2 separate regions of the Homo sapiens genome follow, and region 1 is linked to region 2. Evidence: chromatin contacts called from ENCODE Hi-C or POLR2A ChIA-PET data. All regions are on one chromosome and are shown on one strand. Each heading gives the region's core, a stretch centred on a gene start or an enhancer-like site at or near the end of the contact. The rest is flanking DNA. Distances are from core to core; before and after follow the strand shown. Region 1 holds the start of ARHGAP27 (Rho GTPase activating protein 27). Region 2 holds the start of TMUB2 (transmembrane and ubiquitin like domain containing 2).

The links. A loop is a pair of places that touch in the nucleus more often than their neighbours do. ChIA-PET counts read pairs that join two places held with the same protein, here RNA polymerase II (POLR2A). Pooled maps may share reads with other maps.
Region 1: a loop to region 2 is called in a pooled map, with 3 times the contacts of the local background. The contact joins the promoter of ARHGAP27 here to the promoter of TMUB2 in region 2. A Hi-C loop is called at or near these places in 1 of 50 pooled maps. POLR2A ChIA-PET finds 5 or more read pairs at or near these places in 2 of 52 experiments (AG04450 and activated B cell).

The regions. Positions count from the first base shown.
Region 1 is chr17:45,431,329-45,435,321 of GRCh38, reverse strand. ARHGAP27 (Rho GTPase activating protein 27) reads left to right here and starts at 2,452. Exons shown (of 20, transcript NM_001282290.2): 1 at 2,452-2,570; 2 at 2,973-3,106; 3 at 3,570-3,701. It also overlaps a transcript of PLEKHM1 not described here.
Region 2 is chr17:44,185,425-44,189,633 of GRCh38, reverse strand. TMUB2 (transmembrane and ubiquitin like domain containing 2) reads right to left here and starts at 2,662. Exons shown (of 4, transcript NM_001076674.3): 1 at 2,525-2,662; 2 at 1,891-1,958; 3 at 46-612. The coding sequence starts at 1,925. It overlaps ASB16-AS1 (ASB16 antisense RNA 1), which reads left to right and starts at 2,917. Exons shown (of 3, transcript NR_049730.1): 1 at 2,917-3,069. RefSeq lists an enhancer at 2,804-3,338.

The sequences.
Region 1 (3,993 bases), core at 1,203-3,702, 1.2 Mb before region 2:
CAGGAAACAGACTTAATTCTCAGGGAAATCAGGTTGCAGTAAAATGGGATGGAAACAGACAACATTCAGGTCTGAGATTTCCTGTCCTTAAAGGCCCCTTTCAGATTACAAGGTGGCACCCTCTGCCAATCTAGGTGCCCCAGCTTCCCCCAAGGGCTTCACCTCCCTCCAGGACAGTAGATGGTAGGCCCGGAGAAGAGAAGAGAAACTGGGAGAGGGAGGCCCAGAGGAGGGCCACAGCACGTGACCTGGTGCTGCCCTGCCGGTGGGTTCAGGCCCTCTCCAGCCTCAGCAAAGCGCCCCTGAGGCCACTTGTTTCCCCTTCTCCCCTCCCTTTTTTTTTTTTTTTTTTTTGGATACAGTCTCACTCCAATGCCCAGGCTGGAGTGCAGTGGCGTGATCTTGGCTCACTGCAACCTCCACTTCCCGGGTTCAAGCAATTCTCCTGCCTCAGCCTCCTGAGTAGCTGAGACTTCCCCTTTTCCTCTTCTCTCTGAAGGAGGACAGGTGGTTTGGAGATTCCAATCCAACCCCCAAGAGCTTATCATATAATGTAAGTAGTCATAATAGCTGATGTACCCCGGCATGGTGGCTCACACCTGTAATCCCAGCATTTTGGGAGGCCGAGGAGGTTGGATCATCTGAGGTCAGAAGTTCAAGACCAGCCTGGCCAACATGGTGAAACCCCGTCTCTACAAAAATACAAAAATTAACTGGGCATGATGGCGGGTGCCTGTAATCCCAGCTACTCAGGAAGCTGAGGCAGGAGAACCACTTGAACCCGGAGGCGGAGGTTGCAGTGAGCCAAGATCGTGCCGCTGCACTTCGGCCTGGGAGACAGAGTGAGACTCTGTCTTAAAAAAAATAGCTGATATATTGTGTGCGCTGGGCATGTGGTAAGCACTGCTTAGTGGACCTCATTTAATCTTCCCAATAATCCAGTGAAGTGGGTGTTACTATCCCATTGACAGGAAAGAAATCTGAGCTGCAGAGATAAGGCAGAACTCCCAAGGCCTACCAGCCGCCAAGCAGCAGAGTGGGGCATCATACCTGCCTGACCCCACGCAAAGACCATCACCACTGCCAGCCACTGCCTGGCTGTGCTGCAGGTGGAGAGGGACCTAAAAGGTAGGGAGGGAGAGAAGATTCCTCCAGCCACGATTTTCTTTTTTTCTTTTTTGGTTGTTGTTTTTTGAGACGGAGTCTTGCTCTGTCGCCCAGGCTGAAGTGCAGTGGCACGATCATGGCTCACGGCAGTCTCCGCCTCCCAGGTTCACACCATTCTCCTGCCTCAGCCTCCGGAGTAGCTGGGACTACAGGCTCCCGCCACCACGCCCGGCTAATGTTTTATATTTTTAGTAGAGACGGGGTTTCACCGTGTTAGCCGGGGTTTCACCGTGTTAGCCAGGGTTTCTCAATCTCCTGACCTCATGATCCGCCCGCCTCGGCCTCCCAAAGTGCTGGGATTATAGGCGTGAGCCACCGTGCCCGGCACCAGCCACTATTTTCTAAGCATGTCGGGCACCAAAGACCAGTGCTGAGTTCTGCTGTGTGCCCACCCTGGAGGGTCCCAAGGTGCCACCAAGGCTCAGACACACAGATTCTCAGAGGAAGTGTGGACTCACAGGTGGGCAATGCCTAGCAGAGGCAAAGATATAGAGGTAAGGGAGTTCCTTACTTACTATATCTTACAAAGATATAGAGGTAAGGGAGTTCCTTACTTACTATATCTTACAAAGATATAGAGGTAAGGGAGTTCCTCTGAATCTGGGTGGCCAGATTCAGCTTCCCACCCAACCCTGGGTCCCCAGGAGGTGGTGTCAAGAGAGGCCATGGCCTGGGATGCGGGCCCTTCTTCCTCCCAGAACACTGGCCTGAATCAGCCAGCTCTTGGCACACACAGCCAGGTCCACAGGCACAACTGTTCCTTGGGGCCCCTGAGGGCAGGGGGTGTGCTGGGGCTGTGGCTTGTAATGTCTGGAGTGAGTGCAGGCTCAGATCAGGGCGAGGCTGCTTGTCCAGAGAGGCAGAAAATTCTCCAACAGAAGACCCCCAAGGCGGAGGGCCCTGGGGCTGGACTCCTGGAGGTTGTTCTGAGCTTACCCTGTGGACGGATTGGAGGGTGGCCCTCCTTCCCCACAAGGATCAAGAGGGGGTGGGGGATGGTGGGAGGGCAATCTGGCCAGGCGAACCTGCGGGGGAGGCTCCCGCCCTCCCCAGTCCCACCATCTCAGCCCCGCAGCCTCTTTCTCCCTGGAGACAGCCAGGTGCGGCCCAGGATCCCGGGAAAGGCAGGGGAGGGGGTGGCGTCTTCGCTCCTCAGGCGCTGGCCCGGCCCAGAGGGGACAGGAAGCCAGGACACCGGGGATTGTCTCTCGCAACCGCAGCCCAGCCCCAGTCCGGGAGGAAGTTCTGCCCGGCGCTCTCCGCCGGTGCCTCCCTGGTTATATTGTTGAACAGGAAACCCGGCAGCGCGGGAGCCGCACAGTCGAGGAGGGAGCGCGGGACGCCGAGCCCACGCGCGCCTGCCGGGGCAAGTGGAGGCGAAGCCGGCGAGCGGACGCCCCGAGGTGCCCGGGCAGGCAGGGTCGGGAGTGGGGCGCCGAGCGGGGGTTGGGGGTGGGAAGTGGGGTGGGGGTGGGGAAAGGGCAGGGTTGGGAAGGGAAGGGTGCGGCAGGTGGCGGGTCCGCACCCGGGAGCTCCGCGCGCCTGCTCCCCTTGTCTCCGCGCTGGGGCGGGAGCTGCGCGGGCCGCATCCCACGGGGAGGAGAAGGTAGGCGAAGGGCTGCCCTCCATCTGGGGGCTGGAGGGAAGCAGGCCCAGGCCCCCAGCGCCGACCCAGGCGTTGACGCCCCTGTAGCTTGAGTCGCCTGGGCAGTGGACGCAGGGGACCTCCTGGCGACTGGTGCGCTGTCGCGCTCCAGGGATCCTCCCGGCTTCCCCAATCCCTCCCCTTCTCTGCGTTTCCCCAGGGTCGGGGAAGGAACCGAGGTCCGGTCCCCTTCTTATCCAGCCCGAGACATCGAGCTCCGGTGGGCGTCCCTGCGCTGGGAATCCCGCTCGGAGTTTTTCCAGGCCCGGCCGGGCTGCTCCGGGAAAGGCCCTGGTGAGGGAAGAGGTGGGCCCGGAGCGGGCGGATTTGCAATCCGGTTGGAAGGGCTCGCAGTGGGTGATTCAGGGTGCAAATGACCTCCCCGGGAACAGGAACGCCCGCACGAGACAACCAGCCCCAGCCCGGCATTCCCAGAGCCGCGCACAGGAGGGACGCAGGCACTCCCGGACAGCAAATCCCGGGGGGTGGGGGGTGGGGGGGCGGGGAATAGAGGGGGAAGGCGGAGCGGGGGCGGTCCCATCCTCCTTGGGCTCCGCTCGCGACCTGCCAGTGCCCCTTCAGACGCAGCAGTCCCGGCTCCAGGTGCCGGCCTTCTGCTCTGGGCCTCGTCCCAATGCCCCCCAAGGTCCCCAGCAGAGGCATTCAGGCTCCTCCTCGCCCCACCCAGACACGGCTGCTTTGGGTATCGGTGACAGCACTCCTGAGCGTCCCTGTCCCTCTTCGCTCTGCTTGCCAGCTCCTGTTCCGCGCAGCCTCTCCGGCCTCGCCCCTGGAAACCCCGCCCAGGGCGATGGTAGGGGCCTAACCTGCAGCCACCGCCGGCTCCGCCCACCCAGCCCATGGGCTCCCTGAGGCCCGCCCAGCCGACGTGAGTGCGCTGCGGGGTCCAAGGGGAGGGGGCGCCGGGGGAGTGTCCTGCTTGGGGTTTGTTGGTTCAGCACCGGGCAGCTCGATGACCCCGCCTCCGGGGCCCAGCGTGCTTAGTGACTCAGTTTACACCCTTTCCTCGTCGAGGAACGCTTGACAAAGTGGCGGAGGAGCCCTGCTGGGGCCCCCGTTGGAACCTGCTCCTCTGCCTCGGCAAGCGGCGGTCTCCTGGCCCCGGGTCCGGGCCACCTTAGGGGGCAGGAAGAGGTGTGGTCAGTGTGGGAGTTTGGAGG
Region 2 (4,209 bases), core at 1,413-3,912:
CTGGGGGATGAGCACAAGCAGCTTCCCACTTCCCAGGCCACTCACCTCTTCAGGGCACCCACGGTATCCTCTGGCCTAGCCACAGCCAGCTCCTCGGTATCATTGAGGAATTTGAGCCGCACAGTGATGAGGCCAGGGCTGGGAGGGAGGCAGGTGCTATCCTCAGATCTCAGGGGGGCCTCTGGACTGCTGCTGCCTGCACCTGCTTGTCTTTTGGGCAGGCCTTGGATGTCAAGGAGATGCTCAAGGCTGGGCTCAACACCACCCCCAGCTCCAGCCTCCCCAGTGGAGTCTCCCCGACCTTCACCCGCCTCTTCAGCCTTCTCATCATTACCCTCTGATGGATGGGGGAGTTCAGTTGGCTCGGGGTTGCCTTGGCCTGCCACCAGGTGGTCCACATGCCCCAGGTGGAGGACGGATGTGTCGCCTGCTGACACAATAGCGCCCAGGAGCTGGTTGCTACCGCTGTCTGCTACGTAGGTAGAGAGCCAAGCTAGGACCAAGGCTAGAATCAGCACCACCACACCTGCCACCACCATCACCTCATTACCCACACCCTCAATGAGGGTGACATCAGAGAGCTCCATGGCCTGGCTGCTGGCAGGGTCCACGCTGCAGGAACAAAGGGGGACAGCATCAGCAGAGCCTGAGGGGTTGCAACCAGGTCTCTAGTTTGTTTAGGTTCTAACTGACCCAGCCCTGAAAAAAAAAAAAAAGGAGTTCAGTGTTGTGTAGAAGGGGGCACAAACCTTCCTAATTCCGGCACCCCAACCTAAACCTAAAGACCTACCCTACCCTTTGCCTCTATTGTGAAACTCTTGCTTTCACGTTCTGTGACCTTCCTCTCTCAAACTCCAACTTCCCAATGAGTGTGGATCAGCAGGAAAAGCCCACAGCCTTGCTGCTGCTGCTACTGTTGTTGCTTTTTTGGTGAATGAGGAAAAATCTTTGCTGAGGCCTGAGTTTCTCTAGGATTTCTATCGCTTGGTCAAGCAAATATGCCTCCTAAGCAGCCTCCAAAGTGGCTTCAGAGAGACCCAAAAGCCTGGAATATTTTACTGTGGGGCCCCCCTGGAAGCACTGTTTAGCCATCCCTGCCAGATTGTCTCATTTGAGCCTATTTCATTCCTGGTCACAGATCCAGGCTGCCAGATGTCAAGAGCCAAAGAAAACTGACCTACCATCAAAAGCAGAGTCAGACAAATCTAAAACGATAACTCTGTAGGGACCGCGGGCAGATACTATGCAGCAGACATTATGTGCCGCCTCTGAAACTTCTGGCAAGCCCTGGGGAGCAACTTGGGACAGACACCAGAAGCACCACCTTCCTGGGTCACCATGGGCCCACTCCTGCAATGACCACTCCCCAAGTGGAGTGATTTGAAAAAGATTCCATAACAGCTCTCACAATCCATATCTCAGTCTCTCTTCTTTCACTGTGAAGGTTCTGCTGCTGCAGTTTCTTAGAAAGGCAGGAAGGGTCCCTGCTTGCTCCTTGGAGTACCTACTATTTCCCTTGGAGAATCTGCTGCTTTCACAGCTGTCCCTGGGCAAATCCAGTCTGGTGATTACCATTATCAGACTATTCTCACAGCACCTATAAAACTTCATTATACTTATGTACCTGTCCATCTTTCTATTAGACTCCTGGTAGACAAGGATCGTATGTATTTCTCTTGGTACTGAAGTGTCCAATATAATGCCCCAGTAGTTGCTCAAAGAATTATCTGTGGAACACATCAACATCCTTATTTAATATACCGGCCCTGGAGTTAGAAAAACAACTAATTATAACCCCAGTCTTGCGTCTTACTAGCTATAACACCTCAGACAACTTTCTCAGAGCCTCAGCTTTCTCATCAGTAAAATGGGGTTAAAAACAGTACCTACCTCATGAGGTTGTTTTGAAGATGACGTGAAATCATCGAAGCAAAATACTTGGCACAGTGCCTGGCACACTGCAAATTGCAATTGCTTAATAACGGTAGTAATTATTTATCACAACCACAACTAACCCCTGATGGTAAGAAGGTTAATGTTATTAACCATGATTTACAGGAAAAGAAACTGCGGCAAAGAAAGACGAAAACGATTGGCACAGACACAGGGAACTCTCGTGGGGAGGGGCCCGGCAGGACCCCAGGTGTCCGGCCTCAGGGGTCTTTGCTCTGTCCCTCAGCCTGTGATCTACCCTGTCCGTACCGTGACCGCACGGTGAGGAGGGGTCCCGCACCCTTTTTCTGAGGCGAAGGTTCCGCTTTTGGATGGTCCTATTCCCTCGGCGTTGGACTGGGGTCCATGGGCCCACCCGAACCGAAGGGCTGCCTGGCCCCAGCCTCCGTGATAAGACCAGTTGTCCCGGCCAGTGAGGAGTAGGGTCGGCTAAGGGGGTCACAAACCGTCCACACCCCTCAAACTTCGGGGCGGGGCTGGGGAACTGGGGGCGGGGCTTCAGGACGCGAGGAGTCATGGGAAATTAAAGGGGGATTGGACCGGCACTGTGCCTGGATGGGGAAGTCCTCACCTGAAAAGACCAGACTAAATGTTTTGACCTCGCCAGGACGGCCCCTGGACTCGTCTTTCCGTAGGGGTCGGGAAAAGGGCTGGCAATCTGCGATTCTGTTCAGGGTCCGGTCTCTTCCGGCTTCTCCCGGAAGCTGTTATACCAGGGACAGGAAGTCCCGCCTCCGCGCCTTGCACTGATGACGCGAAGCTGCGTAAGACGGGCTGACGTAAAAGGTATTCTTTAAATAAAAGGGACAGGTTTCTCAGCGGAAGGAGGGGTGGAGTCATTGTTGGCGGGATTGCGGCCCTCCCAGAGCGGGGCCACGCCTGGTGGGCGGGGCCTTAGGCAATCCAGGGTGAGAGGCGGGGCCAGGGGGGAGGAGTTAGCGCGGAGGTACTTGGGAAAGGGGCGTGGCTTCGCGACTGCGGAAGGTTGCCCGGGCTGGCGCCGCTGGGCAGAGCCGGTGCGACGTTTCCCTTTCCAGCTTTGTTCTTCCGGCCCTGCTGTCTGCCTCCCCGGCTGATTGGATTCGTTACTGCTTTGCAACGCGCACCTAACTCCAGGTTAGCGGGGATTAGTAAGAACTCAGCTCTGGGCCAGTCGGGAAGACAGATAAGGAGACCAGTTAGTCAGCATCCAGTGCTTGAAGAGTGCGGCCCCAGGTAGTGTGGGACCCGGAGAAAGAAGGCGGGAAAGCATTTCAAAGAAGGCACAGATTCGGCGCAGGCTTAGGACACAAAAAGGGGGAAAAGTCCAGCTTTCAAGAACTTATCCAGATTTTTGCAGTTAAAATTTTTTCTTTTTTGAGACGGGAGTTCCGCTCTTGTTGCCCAGGCTGGAGTGCAATGGCGCGATCTCGGCTCACTGCAACCTCCGCCCCCCCGGGTTCAAGCGATTCTTTTGCCTCAGCCTGCCGAGTAGCTGGGATTACAGGCATGCGCCACCACGCCCCGCTAATTTTGTATTTTAGTAGAGACAGGGTTTCTCCATGTTGGTCAGGCTGGTCTCGAACTCCCGACCTCAGGTGATCCGCCCCCGTCTCGGCCTCCCAAAGTGCTGGCATTACAGGCGTGAGCTACCGCGCTCGGCCGCAATTAAAATTTTTTCTAAAAACTTACTGTGGCCGGGGGGAGTGGCTTACTCTTGTAATCCCACCGCTTTGGGAGGCAGAGGTGGGAGGATCGCTTGAGCTCAGGAGTTCGAGGCTGCAGTGAGCTATGATCTGAGCCACTGCATTGCACCCGACAGGGAGGCCTTGTCTCCAAAAAAAAAAAAAAAAGCGCTGGAGTTTGGGGTTTTGGAGAACTACTGATTAAAGGATAAATAATCCAGACAGGGGCAAACATAAGCAAAAAGCTCGGTGGCTTCTACCAACTGAACACTGGCAGAAGTAGCACTTAGATCAAGAAATAGATAATTAGGACTGGCGCGGTGGCTCACGCCTGTAATCCCAACACGTTAGGAGGCTAAGGCAGGCGGATCACAAGGTCAGGAGTTCAAGACCAGCCTGGGTAACATGGTGAAATCCCGTCTCTACTAAAAATACAAAAATTAGCCGGGCGTGGTGGCGCACGCCTGTAATCCTGGCTACTCAGAAGGCTGAGGCAGGAGAATGGCTTGAACCTGGGAGGCGGAGGTTGCAGTGAGCTGAGATGGAGCCACTGCACGCCAGCTGGGGTGACAGAGCGAGACTCTGTCTCAGG